Regions from separate parts of the Homo sapiens genome. Here regions 1 and 3 are each linked to region 2. The links are chromatin contacts, found by Hi-C or POLR2A ChIA-PET in ENCODE. All regions are on one chromosome and are shown on one strand. Each heading gives the region's core, a stretch centred on a gene start or an enhancer-like site at or near the end of the contact. The rest is flanking DNA. Distances are from core to core; before and after follow the strand shown.

Region 1 (3,462 bases), core at 535-3,034, 100 kb after region 2:
TTCCTTTCTTCTCTCCCATGTGTTTGAACATGGTCTTTTAGCCTGGACTAGCAACAAGACTCCGCAACATCTTGCTGCCACGCCTGCAGTTAGTGTGTGATGTGAGAGAGTGCAGGTAAAGAGAGTGGCTCGGCGAGGGACAGGGCCTTTGTAGAAGGCCAAGAACAGACAGGGAGGAGGGGAGAGGCAGGAAAAGACCCCTAGGTAAAGGGTAGTGACCACACACGTTAGCTGAGCTTTGAAGAATTGCCCAAATGTTATCAGGAAACAGCCTAAACTGAGATAGGACCGGTAAAAGATGGGTTGTGAACATGTGTGTTGAAATAAAGGCAGGTTGTGTGCAATTAGGCAGGGGCAAACTGAGTGGTTATGGTCCTCGTGATGTCTAGGGAAAGGGTTTTGGAAATACGTCCTTTTGTGTCCAAGGGCTGTTTATTGATACTGTTACCTATAGATACTTACACCTGCTCCAAGGGAGGTGAATCAGAATCCAGCAGCACACTCTGTCCTGACCACACATTGGCCAGGAGCCTCCTGGTGAAGGATTTGCTCCCCTGAGAACCATGACCCCGGGCCCAAGGTGCCTGGAAAAGCAGCAATGTTTTATGGGCCTGGCCTCTGGGGCCCCTGTTCTCTCTCAGAGAGTTGACTTCTGGAACAAGTCTGTCTTCAGTGAACTGGGGAGGAGTGAGCCAGCTTTCTCAGCCCTGGATCACCTTCAAATACGTGGATTGTTGATGAAGGGCCTGTGGCGTGTCATTGAAGATGGAGGCCCCTCGAGTAGCACTGCTTCCGGACTTTTCAGGAGGGCTTTTTGCATCACGTGTTCCTTGTTCGTTGTTAATTAGAGCATTCCTGAGAGCCACGATTCCCTACTCAAGTTCCTGAGGATCTCAGGGTCCTCAGAGGTGCTTGGGTGGCTTGGGGGAGGCCCCTCCTCTCTAACCAAGCAGCTTCCCTTTGATCTCTCCTATAAGTGTGCAGCACAGGGTGTCACTTATTTAAAATAGACTTTATTTTTTGGAGCATTTTTAGGCTCACAGACAAACTGAGTGAAAGACACAGAGCGTTCCCATATCCCCCTGAGCCCTCCCTAGACACACTCAGCCTCCCCCATTATCAGCATCCCCCACCAGAGTGGTGCATTAGTTATAGCTGATAAGCTTACACTGATACATTGTTACCATTCAGAGTTAACATCAAGGCACACTCTTGTGTTGTACATTCTCCAAGTCTAGACAAATGTGTTGACACACATCCACCAGTATGGTGTCATACAGAGTGGATTCACTGCCCTAAAAATCCTCTGTTCATCCCTCCTAACCCCTAGCAACCACTGATCTTTGTGCTGTCTCTGTAGTTTTGCATTTTCCAGAATGTCATATACTTGCTATCATACAGTGTGTAGCTTTTTCAGACTGGCTTCTCCAACTTAGTAATATGTGTTTAACTTTCCTCCATGTCATTTTAAAAAGTGTTCGTCTGCTCTTAGCAGCTTGACAGCCATGGTGCAGTACCTGTCATACCTCTGCCCTGGGTCTGTACAGCCCTGGCTGTTGTAGGCAGGGTGTGTCTTGCCTCCCCCAACAGGGCGATGAGCTCTTTGGAGCAGGGGCCAGGACATATGCACTGGTGGCACACGGGATACCTGGCCACCCCGTGGGCCCTGGAACCAGGCTGGGTGTTCTGGATTGAAGGGGACTTGGTTTGAGTCTTAGGAAGGGCTCTCCGAGCACAGCCATCTCAGTCAGCAGTGTGTCCTTTGCTCTCTGAAAGTGAAAGCTCTATGAGATCCGAATGAGCAGCATCCGGCCTCAGAGCTAATCTGTCAGATTTTGCGTCTGAGTCAGAACTTACTGGTTATTAATGCTGTCTGTCTTTGTGGCCAAGAGTCTAGCAAAACATTTTCTATCCTCCTGCCTTGGAAATGTGGCCAGCGTGACCTTCCTGAAAGAGTTTTTTGATAAGATAGATGATCACAATAGAATGTGCTCTAATAGAAAGTGCTTTTGTTTCATCACAAAGCCTTTGTGACGTGGAATGTTCCAGTAACCTGCTCGTTTTGTGTTTACAGAGCTTCTCGAAACAAGTCTGAGAAGAAGCGTCGGGACCAGTTCAATGTTCTCATCAAAGAGCTCAGTTCCATGCTCCCTGGCAACACGCGGAAAATGGACAAAACCACCGTGTTGGAAAAGGTCATCGGATTTTTGCAGAAACACAATGGTAAAGGTCACCCTTCTCTCTGTTTTTTTTCCACCCTGCCCCGTCCATGTGGTGATGACTTCACCAATCTGGGCTGCCTGGTTGGTTTTGTCTCCCCAGCCAGGCCCAGCCTTACCGGTCGAGGGCTTCCCATTGTAAAGACACTCCACCCTCTATCAGCCCGTCTCTGGCTGGGTGGGGAGAGGGCACACACCTCCCAATTGCATTATAAGCCAGACGAGAGAATCCAAAACAACCTCACAGGTAGCACCCAGCCGAAGCAGCGTGGCATTCACAGTGACAACATCTTGATCAAAAATCCCTGGAACAAGTGTCTTTTATTCAATGCTGAACAGATGCAGTGGCTGAATACTCACTTCCTGTGGGATCAGACTATGTGGGCCTTTTCATCCCTCTCTGCCACTGCCCTCGAACTCTTTGGTCTTTTGCGCTACATCATGAAAAAATACATTGAAAAGAATTTATTTTCTTAATGTCACATTCATTCTGTTTTTATTGAGATATAATGTTTATACCATAAAATTCACCATTTTAAAGTGTAGAGTGCAGTGGTCTTCAGTATATTCACAAGGTGGTGTAACCATCACCACTCTCTAATTTCATCATGCCAAAAAAGAAACCCTGTATCCATTAGCCATCATTTCCCATTCTTCCCCCTCCCTCCAGATCCTGGCAACCACGAATCTGTTTTCTGTCTCCATCAATTCCCCTATTCTAGGCATTTTATACAAGTAGAATCATACGGTATGTGGTCTTTTTGTATCTGGCTTCTTTCACGTAGCATCTGTGTTTTAGCATGTGTGAGTACTTCATTCCGTTTCATGGACCAACAATATTCCATTGTATGGATATATTAATATCATATTTTGATTAACCATTCATCAGTTGATGGATATTTGGGTTGTTTACAATTTTTGGAAATTATGAATGATGCTGCTGTGAACATTCATGTACAAATTTTTGAGTTGATATATGTTTTCACTTCTTTTGTTTGTATTCCTAGGAGGGGAATTGCTGCATTAAATGGTAGTGTTTAGCTTTCTGAGGAACTGCCAAACTGTTTTCCAAGGTGGCTTGTACCTATTTATATTCCCAGCAGCAATGTATGAGGGTTCCAATTTCTCCACATCCTTGGCAACACTTATTACTGTCTTCTTTTATTATGACTATTATTAATATAATCTCCCTAGTGGGTATGAAGTGATATCTTATGTGACTTTGATTTGAATTTCCCAATAA
Region 2 (3,495 bases), core at 371-2,870:
GCTGCTGGTCGGATCTGCGAGGGAGAGGGCACGTCTCAAACTCGAGGGAGAGGACGAGACAGCGAGAGGAACAGCGTCCGGGGCGACCCCCAGTCCACCGCGGGGGCCTGGCGCGCTTGGGGCAAAGGCCCTAGGAGACCCCTTCTGGCCACAAAATCGAGTATGACAGAAAAGGGCCAGCGGGGGCGCTTTCCTTCCAGGGCCACTTGCCGGAATGTAAGAGGGACGGAGAGACGTCCGGAAAAGGCTGCCACGCTCGGAGCGCTGCGCCAGGCCAGGCACCTAGGCCAGGGGAGCGGAGACCTCGTGGGAGCGGGCAGGGGGACCTTTCCCCTCTCCCGGGCTTCCACCCAGGCGCCTCCCCGCTGTGAACGCCGCCGCCCAGGTGAAGGGGAAACCGGCCACGTTTCCGGACCTCGGCGGGGCACACGGTCTCCGGTTTTCACCGGCTCTGTCTTGGAGCCCCGAAGGGCATCAGACAGCAGCCCCGGCACCCGGGGATTATTCCTGTACCTCTGCCTCCCTCCGCTTGGCGTTTGCGGGAACCTTGGTAAAATCCTCCCTGTTTCTCGCGCGCGCCTCTCTCTCCAGCTTCTTTTTCTTGGATTCTCGCCTGTCTCCTCCCACAGAGGAAAAAAAAAAAAAGGTCACGTATGTTTGGAAAAATATGTAGGTCAGTGGAACATTTCCTGCACTGGTGCAAAAGGAGAGGAGGGCAGCGGAGGAGGGGAGGGAGAGGCAGAGTGGAGCTCCAAGTGCCCGCTCCTGGCCGCAGCCCCACACCCCACGTGCCCCTGCCGGGGAGGGGGGCAATTAGCCGGTTCCTTTCCATCCTTGACCCATTTTCCGGACCAGCTACGTTCGCCTTAGGACAGGCACTGGTTATTCCTCCCCAGCAGTCGCTGCTGTCCTCCGCCGACCACCGCTCGCCCGCATCTTCCCCGACCCCCGCCTCCCACCTGCCCCCGGGCCGCACCCCCGCCGCTCATTGAGAAATCGCAGTGGTCCCCGCAGAGACGCGCTTTGTGCCCTGGGTCGAGACCTGCGCGCAACCCTGCCCCTGGAGGACAGTGTGGAGGGGGTGACAGTCGCGTGCTCGTCCCCCTTCATCCCCTGCGCGGGACAGCAGGGTGGCGGCCCGCACTGCGAGGGTCTACACTAGGCGGGGGCGGCAGATTCCTTGTTCCCCCCGAGTGACAACTTTAATGGGACCTCGGCTGGCAGCCTCTAGTCCACTTGCCTCTCCTCTGGGCCGGCTCACCTGGAAGCACAACCCCCCCCTCCCCCAGCCCCGGCGCCCAACCCCGACCCTGCGCCCCAGGCCCGACCCCGCCGCGCGTCCCTGGCAGCCCAGCAGAGGCTGCGGCGGCCTGGGGACTCGCGGGTGTCTGCGCCGCCCAGGGAAGCCGGGGGTCTAGGGGGCCGGGGGTCCGTCTGCCTGCGGCGCGCGCGGGGTGCTTGTCCCAGGCTGGGTCGGGGCCAGGAGAGACCCCGCAGGCGGAGGCAGGCGAGGGGAGGAGGAGGAGGGTGGGGGTAGGAGGGGGAGGTGGAGAGGGAGGAGGGTGGAGGGAGGAGGCAGGGGAGGAGGCAGAGGCGGAGGCGGCTCTCCCCGCCGGCTCTGCGTGCGGAAGAGTTTGCCGCGCGAGCAGCCGGCCTCTCGCAGGAGCCGAGGGACCCGCGCGGCTGCGGCCCAGGAGCGGCGGCCGCGGAGCCCGGAGACCCGCAGCCGCGGCGGCGGCGGCGGCGGCGGCAGCAGCTAGAGCAGCGCCTCCCGCCGCCGCCCGGGAGGAGCTCGCCGCGCCCGCTCGCCGCCTCGTCTCCCAGCGGCGGCGGGAGGCGCGTCTCCCCGGCCCAGTCCGCGCCCGGCCCCGCGGGGCCGCTCCGGCCCGCTCCGAGGTAAGGGGCCGCGCCTAGGGGCGCGGGGGACCCAGGGTGGGTAGTACGTGCGCGCGGGGTCGCAGGACTCGGTCACCTGCTCGCCAGCGTGGAGGACGCGCGGGGGCGGAGGGGCGCTCAGGCGCGAGGCTGCGCGGCACCGGGGACCCCGGACGCGGGGGCGCGGAGAGGTGGGTTCCCCTCCACAGTCAGGCCGCTGGGGGCTTCGCGTCCTGCAGGAGGTAGCAATCGCTGGGCCGGTGGGCTCCGGGCGCGTCTCGACGCAGAAGACAGAGGACTGGGCATCCGAGCCTCGGAATTTGGGGGTCCTCGGGGTGTCCGACAGGGTGGAGAAGGATCGTGCCCCAGGGCAACAGCTTTGGGGATTGCCCGTGGTTGTCTTCGAGACCCATCGCGCTACCCTCCGAAACGTCGGGCGTCCTGGACCCCCGGAGAGTGCGGCGTGCGCGCCCTGGGCCCGCGGTCTCTCGGAGTCCCTGGGTCGGAATTGGTTCCGGGCCGGATTGGGTGCGGAATCGGTGCCCCCAACCCCCGTGTGCGCAGACAGCGTGCAGCCTGGCTCCTCACGTCGCTGCCGCCCCCCCACCCCAACTCCGGAGCTCCCCAGGTTGGATGTATGCGTATGGTTTTGTTGGGAGATGTGCCCCTTTCCCAGCCGAGGAGGGACGCACCTTTGACCTTTCTGAAGAGCTGGGCAGGTCGGTAACCAGGGAAGGGACAGGCACCACCCGGCTAAATTCAGAACCAGTCCCGCTCCTCTGCTTGCCACTCCTTAATTGCTCAAGGTAAGAAAGTTTGTTTCAGCCCTGTGATTCATAAATAATTAGTAACTAGTTTTGTTGATTAAGCAAGATGGAAACCTTGAATATACGCACGCACTTCCACAAAGTCTAAACACTCCCGAGCTTGTGTCCGGGAGGCTTTAGTACGGAAAGTTAGAAGCCCTGGAGTTCAACAGGTGTTCAGGAGGGTCCCGGAGAGGAGTTTCGTCTTTACGCGTTGCTTTGGCATCCACCCCAACTTCATTAAAGTGGTTAGCCTGTTTTCCTACAGGTAAAACATTGATCACTTATTAAATTAACTTAATCAGCAGAGACGAGCTAAACCGTCTTGATCATTTAGAACCCAAACCTTATTTTCCTTAATAGAAAGGTTTTTCCTGTTTGAACTTCCCAGGTAATTAGTTCTAAAGTAGTTCCCAGCAAGACATCTCTGCCAGCATCTCTCTCTCACTGTAGCTTGGTCCCCATCAGTGAATTGACCAACTAATTATGGCTTGCATTAAACACAGAGCTGCCCTCCTTGGGAGGCACTGTTCACATTCAAGCGCACACACTAGCTCCATCTTCCTGCCACTAAGATGTCCTTAAAGGAAAAAGTTAGCCAAAAATAACCCCCAAATAAATAGTGTAATGTTTAAAAGAGTTATCCTGACCTGCGCCACTATTTTATAAAAGCAAAAATTCAGTGTTTCATTACAGCGCTAAACCAGGACCAGTAGAAGTATTGGTATCTCTCAGCAGTCTACTTAAATATTTAGTTAAAAATAAAGTGTGCAAAGTAAAGACGTTCAGTAATTATCTTCCATCTCACAGAGAG
Region 3 (3,371 bases), core at 114-2,613, 68 kb after region 2:
CCTTTGGAGTTGTTTTTTTGCATTGTGATAGTAGCCACCACCTGAGCTAACAATTCATTGAGTTTTATGCTGTCCCACATTCTAGCTGCTTTAAGGGATTGTGTTCTCAGGTCTCACAGATGGCCTGTGAAGGGGAGAAACTGAGGCAGAGAGGGTTAGGAACTTGCCTAAGCTAGTTAAGCAACAGTCACGATTAGAAGCCAGGATCTTTCAGGACTGTTCCCACGTTATGCGAGAGTCCTTGCCTCTCTTCATAAATGGTAGATTTCCCATCTCCTTTAATATCCTCTAGATGAATTCATGAACAAAGGCCAAGGGACAGGAGAAAGAGAGAAAGGAGGAAGAAATGATGTCAGCTCTTTCCTTCAGTTCTTAAAAATGCCAAAGACAAAACTTTCAGACAAGGTCGTTTCCTGGAAGAGGTGGGGTAAACATTCCCAGAGTCATGAGTTTTTAGATTTGAATGTTTCTAAAATGTTGATTGACAGAACCTTCTAATACATTTGTTATAAACGTGACATAAAGGGGAAAAATGTCCAGCATTTTGAGGAAGAAAGGGCTCTAAATATACATAACTGCATTTGAACAGATTCCTTTGCTTCCTCGTTGGCCTGGGCTGCAAGGCCACTGTCCTCTTATGAGCCCTAGGAAGCAGGACTGGCCTCCTGAGGACCCCAGCATTAGCCTCCAGGTTTGTGCTGGGCCCTCCTGAGACAACCCCAATCCAGACACTAGCTCCTATAAGTAGAGCACCTGAGACTCAGGGGAATTCCCTCAAAGCGTTCCAGCTTCTGAGCCAGAGAGGCCAGAAGTGGAAGCCTTTCTGTCGGACAGCTACAGCCCAGACTGGATGCAGGAACAGCAGGAACAGAGCAGTGGCCTCCTCCGTGGCATGGGGCCTTGTGCCCACCAATCCTGGCACCACTGAACCACTGACTCAAGTCCGTCCTCAGCTCCAGTGAGCCTCTTGTTATTGCCAGTGGCTGACGGAGAGGTGAGGGGAGAGGACGTCATGCAGGCGAGCTGGGAGGTAGCACCACGGTTTCTCAGCAGTGTTCGTGCAAATTATCACTATAATGCACCCGTGCAGGCCCAGCAGCCTGTGCAAGTATCACAGCACCATACAGACATGAATTCATGTGTCTTTAATAACAGGGAAATGGCAATGTGTCAATTTACACAGTTGTTTTTCTGCAGTTTTTTCTTTTTCTTTTTTTTTTTTTGAGCCATCTTCCCAAGTGTTCTCTGGGTTTTCCTCTTACCCGGGTCCCCTGTCTGCCATCCACAGGCTGGCATGAGCCACCCAGGCTGGGTCTGGGATCAGCCGAGGGCCTGGGCTGGTGCCGGCACCGCCCCTCTCCGCGAACGGGCCCTGCATTCGCATCATTAGTTCATCACCATGGAAGAACTGGGCTGTCAAGCTGACCTACTTTTCTTGTTTGCCCACAGCAGGCTAAGCCTGTTTAGCCTCATCCAGAGGGGCTGGGCAGAGCAAGTTGCTTTCCGAGTCATACAGATGGCAGTCTTCTGAGTGAGTGTGGTTGAATCTGTTTGCCCTTTTTGCCCTTAGTCTGCAGAGTTAGGGCCCAGCACCCAGGATGGCTTGAGTCCAGGTCCAAGCACAGGGGCATCCTGCAACCCATATTCAGCCTCTCCCGAAGAGATCCTGCATTAGGATGAATTATTGCGGGAACCAATGCCAGGCTTCTTTCCAAACTTTAAACACAGATTCCTAAATGGAAGCTCTTCATATTCTATACTAAGCCCTAAGAACATCAGCCACTTGCAGAGATGCCAGGAGGGTGGGACCCATGCCTGTGCTTGAGGGGTTTACCATCCAGTGGGGGAGGGTTGTGAACAGCTAAAGCCAAGGAGAAGCAGAAACAGAAGAGGATAGGGATGAGCCGTGGGGGCGGAGGAAGATGCGCTAGTAGGGTAGAAAGTGTTGGAGAGGGGGACAATGTGATGAGGATGGGGCTAAAGTCACAGACTGGCAGCTTGTCATCTGAGGGTTTGAATGCTACGATATGGAACCATGTGAAGTGCTAGTAGATGTACATGTTATCCCCCCACCCCATAGTTACTACCTTTATTCTTTGCTGAAATATTGCTATATTGCTGCCTGTGAACATAGGATAGTATCTGTTAGAGTTGTTCAGGGGAAAATAGTTAAGATCAGACCCAGACTGTCATGATTAAATAAGCTAATGTACAAGAAAACCACTAGCCAGAGCTTCATGTGTAGTTTATCTCTCAAGCTCATGGATTTTGTGTGTAGCAACATGCCTTGGGTCCTGGGCCTGTGCCTTCTAATTCTGATGCCATGACTTCTGACTCAGGCGGACATGTCTTGGACTCTCCTTGACACCCCGAAGCCACCACCCAGAGCTTTGGAGGAGGAATCGGGCCAGTGGGTGAATTATGCCTTAACTGGGGCCACTTCTTTAGACATTTGCAGAAGGAGGAACTCAGTCTCTTTTTAAAAAGAAAAATATGTACTTCTCTTTTCTCTTGCAGTTTCCCCAGCATTATTCAGAGGCAGAGTGACAGATGTAAGGAGAGGGATCTAAAACATCTTTAATATACAACATGAATATCTGAATGGACATTGAGAAACTGGAGATTTCTAGTCCTGCTGAGGCAAAACCCAGATGACCTAGAGATGACATAAAAGTCAGTCATTTCTACCTGTCCCATTACCGGTGATGGTAATGTTTGTCACTCAATTAAGGCAGTAGCTCTTCTTTAGACATTCAGCAAACATTTGTTGAATACCTGCATGGGACTCTGAGTCTTGGTGTTCGAAGAGGGAAAATGGAAATACTCGGCCCTACATTGCCTAAGCCCCTCACTAGGGAGAGCTGTAAGCTCTTGGGAAGGGCTTGCCACGGGGCTTTCTGTTTGTTGAGGTTCACCCTGTATCCAGTGGCTCTTCTAGCACAGGCAGAGACATGCCCTTTGCCGTGTGACATTCGAGGAGACGACCAGTTTTTTTCCCTACTGACCTATGATCCCCACATCCCAGCTTCTCTGCCTACTGGTTGGTCTTCCTGACATTAGTTTTGTTCTTGTGTATTTGATCCATGCACACATTTTTACCACACCGGATATCCTGAAGTTGGGCTGGTTGGGGTTTTGGGAGAGGCATGTCTAGGGTTGGTTCACTCTGTGGATTAGGATCTAGTTTTATCAAGGTGGTGGGAGAAAGGCCTCACCAGGCAGCAATCACCAATGGATCCCAAATTCCCAGCTGGGCCTGCATCCAACACAACCAACCAGGGTTTTCAGACAACTCAGATTTTAAAAAGAAAAGCAGCAACCTGTCAGTTTGGTGACCTAGCAGATACATCTCAATGCTTTTTACTTTTTAA

Evidence for each region. A loop is a pair of places that touch in the nucleus more often than their neighbours do. ChIA-PET counts read pairs that join two places held with the same protein, here RNA polymerase II (POLR2A). Pooled maps may share reads with other maps.
Region 1: a loop to region 2 is called in a map of endothelial cell of umbilical vein, with 6 times the contacts of the local background. The contact joins the enhancer-like site here to the promoter of NPAS2 in region 2. A Hi-C loop is called at or near these places in 12 of 168 maps with a recorded cell type or tissue (ascending aorta, cardiac septum, endothelial cell of hepatic sinusoid and 7 more) and 8 of 50 pooled maps.
Region 3: a loop to region 2 is called in a map of heart left ventricle, with 4 times the contacts of the local background. The contact joins the enhancer-like site here to the promoter of NPAS2 in region 2. A Hi-C loop is called at or near these places in 31 of 168 maps with a recorded cell type or tissue (Caco-2, HepG2, PC-9 and 18 more) and 22 of 50 pooled maps. POLR2A ChIA-PET finds 5 or more read pairs at or near these places in 5 of 52 experiments (A549, AG04449, HepG2 and 2 more).

What each region holds. Positions count from the first base shown.
Region 1 is chr2:100,923,072-100,926,533 of GRCh38, forward strand. It overlaps NPAS2 (neuronal PAS domain protein 2), which reads left to right. Exons shown (of 21, transcript NM_002518.4): 3 at 2,075-2,223. Among named protein-coding and RNA genes, the nearest start is that of NPAS2-AS1, 52 kb to the right of the region's middle. RefSeq lists an enhancer at 1,878-1,947. Within about 2 kb of position 1,785, at least 14 of the 41 ENCODE cell types and tissues checked have a DNase peak (open chromatin) inside an H3K27ac peak, as active enhancers do; they include ascending aorta, endothelial cell of umbilical vein and heart right ventricle, where a contact is called at or near this core.
Region 2 is chr2:100,818,519-100,822,013 of GRCh38, forward strand. NPAS2 (neuronal PAS domain protein 2) reads left to right here and starts at 1,621. Exons shown (of 21, transcript NM_002518.4): 1 at 1,621-1,896.
Region 3 is chr2:100,886,472-100,889,842 of GRCh38, forward strand. The region is part of intron 1 of NPAS2 (neuronal PAS domain protein 2); the gene reads left to right. Among named protein-coding and RNA genes, the nearest start is that of NPAS2, 68 kb to the left of the region's middle. RefSeq lists an enhancer at 1,207-1,976. Within about 2 kb of position 1,364, at least 4 of the 41 ENCODE cell types and tissues checked have a DNase peak (open chromatin) inside an H3K27ac peak, as active enhancers do; they include PC-3, PC-9 and stomach, where a contact is called at or near this core.